Linked DNA regions of Mus musculus: region 1 is linked to region 2. Evidence: chromatin loops called from intact Hi-C (ENCODE). Cell type or tissue: left cerebral cortex. All regions are shown on one strand. Links, peaks and the distances in the headings refer to the core of each region. The heading gives the core; the rest is flanking DNA.

Evidence for each region. A loop is a pair of places that touch in the nucleus more often than their neighbours do. Peaks named below come from ENCODE experiments on the same cell type or tissue, not always from the same donor. Only the 100,000 strongest peaks of a DNase experiment are listed, where the experiment ranks them.
Region 1: a loop joins it to region 2, with 3 times the contacts of the local background. A loop is called at or near these places in 2 of 42 quality-filtered maps.

Annotation. Positions count from the first base shown.
Region 1 is chr12:92,067,730-92,072,134 of GRCm38, forward strand. No RefSeq gene overlaps it. Among named protein-coding and RNA genes, the nearest start is that of Gm40548, 68 kb to the left of the region's middle. In left cerebral cortex, for the core only: no CTCF peak of the experiment used is centred there; a DNase peak (open chromatin) is centred at 1,725.
Region 2 is chr12:92,292,451-92,296,855 of GRCm38, forward strand. No RefSeq gene overlaps it. Among named protein-coding and RNA genes, the nearest start is that of Gm40548, 290 kb to the left of the region's middle. In left cerebral cortex, for the core only: no CTCF peak of the experiment used is centred there; a DNase peak (open chromatin) is centred at 2,632; H3K27ac peaks cover 328 bases.

The DNA.
Region 1 (4,405 bases), core at 131-4,130, 220 kb before region 2:
GCCTCATTGGCTGGTGTGGTGGCCTCAGGACTTTGAAGTGACAGAGGCTAAAGCTTCAGTTTCAGAATTCACTTCTCCTGGCTCCTTGGCAACCTCACCTTTATCTAAGCTTCCTTACTCGCATCACCTTGGGCCCTTGGCTCCTGATTCTGTGCTTTCAAGCTTCATCTGCCTCACTCAGGGTTGCTATTGAGGTTTTGCTTCAACTGGGTCTTGCTATGGTTGGGATATTGGTATTTTTGGAGAAGATCATGGGTTAAAGGCTTTGGTCTATAAGGGATACTGTAGAGGTTAGAGAACCTGCAGTCAGCAGGGTTTTTATAAGGACATTAGGTCATGGTGACCGTGTCTTTAAGGTAAGGATGTGGGACCCTGGTCTTTCTTCTCTTATTTTGCTTCATTGTATGTGCGGTAAAATAGCTGTGCTCCTGAAGCTCCCAGCCTGCTGTGCTACCTGCACCTTGACCTTGGAGTGTAACCTCTAGAACCCTGAGCTACAATAAAGCTTTTCTCTTTGTAAGTTGTTTTAAGTGTTTCATTATAGAAATGGGAAACTAGTAGATACAGGTTCTTTCCTCCAGTTCATTGCCTTTTGGTTTCTCTTCTTTGTATTTGATTTAACAATATGTATTGTAGTGGGCAAAAGACCCTCTTTTAGATAGCACAAGAATTTGAGGAAATATTTGCCAGATATATATCTGGCAGAGAACTAATATCTAAAATATACCAATGATTCAAAAAAAATACAGCAAAAATAAAACAAAACTCAACCAACCATTTGAGTCAATTAAGTGGACAGTTCACAAATGAAGAAATATAAATGGACAATACATATAAAAAATTTCAACCTCATTAAACCATCAGAGATAGAAAACTGTCTTGAGATACCACACAACAAGTGCTCACTCAGATAGCACAAAGGAGACTTTTATATCCTGCTGGTGGGAATAAAAATGAGTTCTACCATTGTGGAAATTGGTATGGAAGTTTATAGAAAAATCTAGAAAAAGGGACCATCGTAGTATCTCAGTAGCAACGATGCCTGACACCATGCTTGATAACCTGAATTTTATTACTGGCATCCATATAAGTAAAAGGAAGGAGAGAAGAAGTTCCCATAAGTTGTCCTCTGACCTACACACATGCCATGGCAAACACACACACACACACACACACACACACACACACACACACACACACACTAACACACACACAGAGACATGGTCATACATGCGCACATAAAAATAAATCAAAAATGTAAAATAAAAAAGCCCTAGAAATAGATCTACCATAAGACACAGCTATACCACTACTGAGTATTTACTTGGTACAGTCCAAGTCAGAATATCACAGAAATACTTGAATATCAATGCTTATTGCAATACTATCCACAAGAGCTAATTATGAAACCAACCTATGTATATATGTTTGTGTACATATAATCCTAGTTACAGTTCTTGTTGTTGTGAAGAGACACCATGACCAAGGCAACTTTTTTTTTAAATGTTTTTTTTTTATTACGTATTTTCCTCAATTACATTTCAAGGCAACTTTTACAAAGGACAACATTTAATTGGGCTGGCTTACAGTTTAAGAGACTTAGTCCATTGCCATGGCAGGAAGCATGGCAGTGTCTAGGCAGACATGGTGCTGGAGAAGGAGCTGAGAATTCTACATCTTGATCTAAAGGCAGCCAGAAGGAGTCTCTTGCATACTGGGCAGAACTTGAGCACTAGGAGATCTCAAAGCCCACCTACACAGTGATATACTTCCTCCAACAAAGCCCACCCATTCCAAGCTATAAAAAGATGAAGTTATGTCATTTGTAAGAAAATTGTTACAACTGGGGATAACCGTATTAAACATTTTAAGCCAGACTAGAAAGACAATTATCATATGTTTTTTTTCTCATCCATGATGTCTAGATTTTTATGTGCTAACATAAAATCATGTATGTGTATATTAAATTAAAATTGAAATGAAATTGTCTAGGAGGACAGAGGCAATTAACAAGTGAGGGGGATGTATCTAAGAAGGGAGTATATGTTCAATATAAAATATATACTTGTAAGAATAAATGAGAGGGAAAAAAATCAATGATTTCCATGCTTCAAGATAAACCCTCATCTCTAAAGAAGAAAAATTACATACGGAGTGAGTGATTAAACTAAGATTAAATTAATAACAAAGAATGTCTGGATTTGTGCTTTGATGTATGTGACATTCTGCTCTGGTCTGTGTCACTTGCTATTGTTAACATTTGTCATGTCAATCAATCAGAGATAATTGTGCAATGGCCAACACCATCCTTTTTCTCCAGCAAATTTAATTCTGTAACTATTAATAACCTTTGTCTCTCTTTTACTTTTTTATCCTGCCTTCCTGTGCTGTTTCTTTCCCAATATTTTGATGATTGATGCTGACATGCTGCCTTGATAGTAGAAGATGCTAAGAAATTAAACAGTATCACTGGTATCAGTTTGAAGAAATAGGGAATTATGTCCACAGCTGTGCCCATTATGTAGACTACACTATGAACTATAAAAATTATTTTCTGGGGGAGAAATAAAAAGAAAGCTTTCTTAGGGCCTCAATCTGAACATTAACCATTGATTATTTAAGAAACAGTTTTATTGATGAGGATAGTAAAATGATCAAATATTTCATGACAAGTCATGGTATTATATTTGGCCAGGATTTCAACGGTTCACATTTGGAATTTTAAATTAACACCTGAAATTATGCTTGTAGAAGCCTCATTTCTGCAGAGTCAGAGAGGTTGGATGTAAAGGCCAATTGCTGAATGAGGGCTTTCCTCTTAGTGATACATTTCTCTCTGTCCTGTGATCTGCTCTCATTTAATGGATACAGTGTAAGAAGGAAACCCATCTTCATGGCAGCATGCTACTGAATGCAAGACAGAAAAATGCCAGCAAAAGATACCTTAAATTTCATGATGATATCTGATGACTGGGTAAAACTGTCTATCAGAATATTACTTTTTTTCTTTTATTTCCCTCCTCCTCCTCTTTTTCTTCTTCCTCCTCCTCCTCGTCCCCCTCCTTCCCCCCTATTCTTCTTCTACAGAATTGTGAATATGTTAAACTTCAAATTCAAATAAGAGGGGAGAGTTCTTATTTCTATTAGGATAAGTGACTTTAGAAAAATTTCTTATCTATCTAGTATGTATGTATGTATGTATGTATGTATGTATGTATGTATGTATTATGTATGTATCTCTATCTACCGTGTGTGTGTGTGTGTGTGTGTGTGTGTGTGTTACTGTGCACAATGTTTCTTTCACTTTATCTGGCATGTATGGGGAAGTTGGAAACCAAATCTCTTCCTAACATGCCCATGTGTGGGACCTGGGGATCAAACACAGGTTTTATGGCAAGGTTTGGTGGCAAGTACCTTTACTTGCTGAGCCATATGACTGGCACAACTTTTAAAAATAAAACATGTGTGATCTTAGAAAATTTACTTACAAGCTGGAGAGATGGCTCAGTGTCTAAGAGCACTGACTGTTCTTCCAGAGGCCCTGAGTTCAATTCCCAGCAACCACAGCGTGGCTCATAACCATTTGTAATGAGATCTGATGCTCTCTTCTGGTGTGTGTGAAGACAGCTACAGTGTACTGTACATACATACATACACATACATACAATAAATAAATCTTTAAAAAAAAAAGAAAAGAAAATTTACTTATCTTCATAAACCCCACCCTTCTGGTCTTCAGAGAAAAAGTAGCTAGAGACTAAATAATGTATATAGTCTGTAATCACAACTGTTATTGCTAATGAGTTTGGCCCAATTTATTTTGGGAAGGTAGGTAGCAGAAGCCAAACAAAATATCTATGTGTAAATTTTAAAAATTAATTTTAATTGCAATAAAATCACATTGTTAGCCACCACCAATTCCTCCTATGTCCCCTCCCTCCAACCTTTCCCCTGTTCATCCTCTGTCTCCCTCCCAAAATGATGATCTCTTTTTCTTTGATTATTACTGAGCTATTGAGATCTGAGCTAGGAAGATGGATGAATGGTAAAGTGCTTAGTAGCTATGTATGGGGTTCTTAATTGTCAACTTGATATAATCCAGTCTCACCTGGAAGAAAGATATCTGAGGATGTCTTTGAGGAAATAAGATTTCCATAACTGAATTGGGAAGATTCATCCACTGTAGGTGGCACCATTTTTTATGAAGAGGATTCTGAGCTGTGTAAGAGTGGACAGAGTGAGCACAGGCATGGATACATGGATCTATTCATTTCTGCTTCTAGACCATGGATGCATTAAGACCAGTTTTGTTGGGCTCTCCCTAGCAAGATTTCTCCATGATGGACCATAACCTGGAACTATGAGTTAATTTAAGCCCTTTCTCTCTTACATTGCTTTTGTCAGG
Region 2 (4,405 bases), core at 328-4,327:
AAAGGTTTTTTTTTCCTGCATTTACCTAACAACAAAAGCCTAAAGATCCATGGTTCTTGTATAAAGGAAAATCTGCTAGACTTAGAAGGAAAACAATCTGAGTTCAAGCTGTTACTTTGTAGCCTTGAGAACTGTGAGAAAATATCTGAACTCCGCACTATGTGAAGACTCAATAAAAGCAACTTCCCCAGAGCAGGTCGGAGTACTAAGGTATATGTGGGAGCAAGCTGTGCTTCAGGAACACCCTCTACTTGATGGACATTGCTTAATCAGTGTAAGACACAAAGGCTGGCTCATTTGGCTATTCATGTAGCCTATAGAAATCTCACTGTTTTCTGTTGTTTTAGGAAACGGCTTTTTAATAAGAGAGGTGCCTGATGTTTGGTACCTAACACTGGCAGCCATGACTCTGACAGCAGCAGAGAGGGCAGTGTGTAAAAGTATATCGTTGAAATTCTGGCCATCTCGACTGCACAGGGTTCAGTGACCTTCCACCTCTCCAGTTGATAAGCGTTCCCGGGAAGAAATGGCTTTATTAAGCATGCTGTTGACAGCCTGCCCTTTATGATCTGAGCAGATGGCTGTCACTGGTCTTTGCTTCTTTCCTCCTCCAAGCCCAACTCTCTTTATGCCTAGAGAAATCAAAGGGAATAATATATAGCTCCTGGTAACAGATAAACACAAACTCCATCTTTTTTCGATTTTAATTGGACCCTCAAGCAGGGAAACCAGGAAGAGGGTGGCAGCTACAGCGCTCAGCCTCAGAAGCCTGCGCTTTGTCTTGTGCATATGGAAACAAAGAGCCTTTTATTCTGTACTCAGCGTGGGTATTTTTCACACTGAAAGGGGATCAAGGCAGTTGATATATAGACTTCATCCTTGTCTGATGCTCTTTTGTCACATTTTCATCATTTTCTTTCTACATTAATTCCTGCCTGGGTGTTTCTGCCTTAGAAATATTAGTCAGTGATTTGTACTAATGCCCTCTCTTAACTGACAATAAGCCAAACCCAGTGGTTAAGTAGAGGGATTGAGAATTGAACCTAATTAGTTTTCTCTGTTTGTTCTGGAAAATACTGCTGGTTACTAGGACTTGTCACAACTCTGATGCCTCAGCTAATATATGAAGAAAATAGTTGTACCCTTTTCTGAGTGAGGACTCTGGGCCCATGAAGTGAAATCACATTGCCATGATTAGTCAGTCCCAGTTAGTAAGTTCAAGTGTTTGTTAAGAGTTTTGCAAAAATATTTTAATTTATTATAACTGGAACACAAAATCTCCCAATTTTAGGCAGTTGTGACCCTTCAGTGTTTTTTTAAAGTACCAGTCTGGGGGAAGGGAATTTTGCCATTTATAAATTACTGATTTCACTGGGGTTGATGGTCATTCAAAGTCTAAAAGATTGAGATGATAGCTTATGCGTAATTAAAGAGTCCAAAGAAATCTTAGAAAATATGTAAACTCAACAGGAACCTGTTCTCTGAGAGGCCTTTCAAGCGGCTGAAAGAGCCAGATGCAGATACTTACACCCAACCAATGGACAGAAGCTGGGGTCCCTTGTGGTTGAACTAGGAAAAGGCTGGAAGAAGCTGAGGAGGAGGGTGATCCTATAGGAACACCAGCAGTCTCAATTAACCTGGACCCCCGAGACCTCTCAGATAGTGAGCCATCAACCAGGCAGCATACACTAGCCCCATACAGCAGAGGACTGCCTGGTCTGGCCTCAGTGACAGAAGACACACCTAAACCTTGAGAGAGACTTGAGGCCCCAGAGGGGGGGGTCTGGTGGGGTAGGGAGTGGGTACATCTTGGAGACAGGAGAGAAGGAATGGGATGAGGAACTGTCTGAAGGTAGATCGGGAGGGGGATAATGACTGGACTGTAAAAAATAATTAAATAATAATAATAATAATAATATGTAAACTCTTGACATGAAGAAAAATTCTTTCTGTTTTCCTTTATGCTTTATTTCCCTTGATGGATTTGGCCCAGTCCAAATACTCATAGGAGAGAGAACAAGCTATATTCATTTCTGAGTTGTCTGGCAACTCATGACTTAGAACTGAAATTTCATTCTAAGAATGGCAGACTCCCTGGGGCCTGAATGTCCACGGTGCTAGAGAGTTGTTTTTGGTGTTGGCTTGGATGCCTAGTGTCTCTCCCTCATTTAGTTCAAAGGCCATGGAGGCTTGGTACATTCCACTATCTACAAGGTCCTGAATGAGGGCAGTTGAGTCAGCAACTGGAGAGGAGGAGGGAAGTAGGCACTTTCACTGTGTTGCAAAGCAAGGGTCACTGTGGTTGTCTCCCTGTTTGCCCTGAGTTGGACCTTTGTGACTGAAGAGCAGAGTTGCTTTTCCACAGATATATGTATACTTGTGATGGACTGCGTGTCATATCTACTGTGAAGATTAGCTAGATAAAAGAGAGAAAACATAAAAAGGTGGTACACTCAAGTAGTTGTGTAAACTAGGGCCATGAAAGCTGTAATTTGAAAACTACGTGGGTGGTAGTGTTGCTGAAGAGAGGAAGGAAGAGATAATTATGGGAAAAATACCTCAGACACATACATCAAGAGATACTAATTACATAACGTGGTTAATTTAGGAAATGTAGCTGACTTAGAGTCACATTGTTCATGACTTCAGATCTTGAAGCAGTATCAAAATGACCGTGGGACATGCTGGCATAGTTTAGGAGGAATGAGAAGAATACTGCTAAAAATCTAACACGTTAAAGTTGTAGTAGTTTGCCATGTATTTTGCCTTTTTTTGTTCTCAATGTTAATGAAATAGCTTTTACTACAGGTATTGCTGTGCCTGTCAGATGAGAGAACTGAGTCCAGGAGTGATCTCTTTATCCAAGTGTGAAAACTGAAGGTCTTTCAGATGCCTGAATTCTTTCATTTGCAAAGATATTCTTGCCGAAAATTGTGACTAAGTGAATACAAACAAAAGCACTTCCTTGGATAGGCCAATGCGAATGCAGGGTTTTATCCTCAAGAAGGATGCTGAAAGAGACTGAACCCCTGGGAAGATCCTAAAATGGAAGCCTCTTTAAGAGTTGTTCTACAATTCTTCTTATTACTGTTAGCTTCATATTACTGTTAGCCAACTTGAGAACTTCAAAAGGCATCCACTAAGTAATAACTCAATAAGGAATGAGGATATTATTCTTTAACTAATATTGAAGGTAGCACCTTTTGTGGCTAGATTAAATGAAAATTATATCAGTTTTGTAGACACATAAAAATTTGTCCAAATACAATTTGGAAGAAAGCTGCTCTAGGGAGAAGGCAAAACTATCCCTCTTTCTTTTGAATATTCATCCTGTTTCCATTTTGTGTGTGTAATTATTCTCTGTTTCTTCTGACAAAGGCTAGAATTACAAAGAGGAATTGTCCCACCCTCAATCTTTGTATCTATATGTCTTTTCCCAGACTAAAACCAACTTGATTCCTTCTCCTCAAAAATGAATTAGCTTGTTTCAGCACAATGACTTCAACACTTTTTTTTTCTTTAGCATCTCAAATATTTATACCAATTTGTCAGCAGTAAGTATCAGTGACAGGTGGAGCTCCAGTATTATTTATGCTGAGATAACCAATCTTTACCTCTTTGGCTGCTTTCTTGAAAGATGATGCTTGGGAAAATAAAATACAGCATTTATCATTGTTCAGTTGGCTGTGGGATGTGGGATTTGCTCTCTGCTTTGAGCTCATTGGTTCAAACAGCAGAGCCTTGCAGAACCCCTCTTTTATTTTTATTTTATTTATTTATTTTTAATTTTTAATTAATTAATTAATTTTAAACTGCAGATTTTATTCCCCTCCCAGTAGACCCTCCAACTGTTCCACATCCCATACCTCCTCCCTGCCCCCTGTCTCCATGAGGATGCCCTCAACCTCTACCCTCACCCCACCTGACAGCTAAACTCCCTGGAGCCTTCAGTCTCTTGAGGGTTAGGTGCATCATCTCTGATTAACCCAGACCTGGCAGTCTTCTGCTGTACATGTGTTGGAGGCCTCATATCAGCTGGTGTATGCTGCCTGGTTGGTGGTCCAGTGTCTGAGAGATCTCAGTGGTCCAGGTTAATTGAGACTGTTGGTTCTCCTACCAGGTTACCCTCCTCTTCAGCTTCTTTCCCCTAATTTAACCACAGGGGTTAGAAGCTTCTATCCATTGGATGGGTGCAAATATCTGCATCTGACTCTTTCAGCTGCTTGTTCCATCTTTCGGATGGCAGTCATGGTAGATCCTTTTTTGTGAGTGCTCCAAAGCCTCCGTGATAGTGTCAGGTCTTGGGGCCTCCCATTAAGCTGGATCCCACATTGGGCACAATGGAATACTACTCAGGTATTAAGAATGGGGACATCCTGAGTTTTGCAGGCAATAGATAAAATAG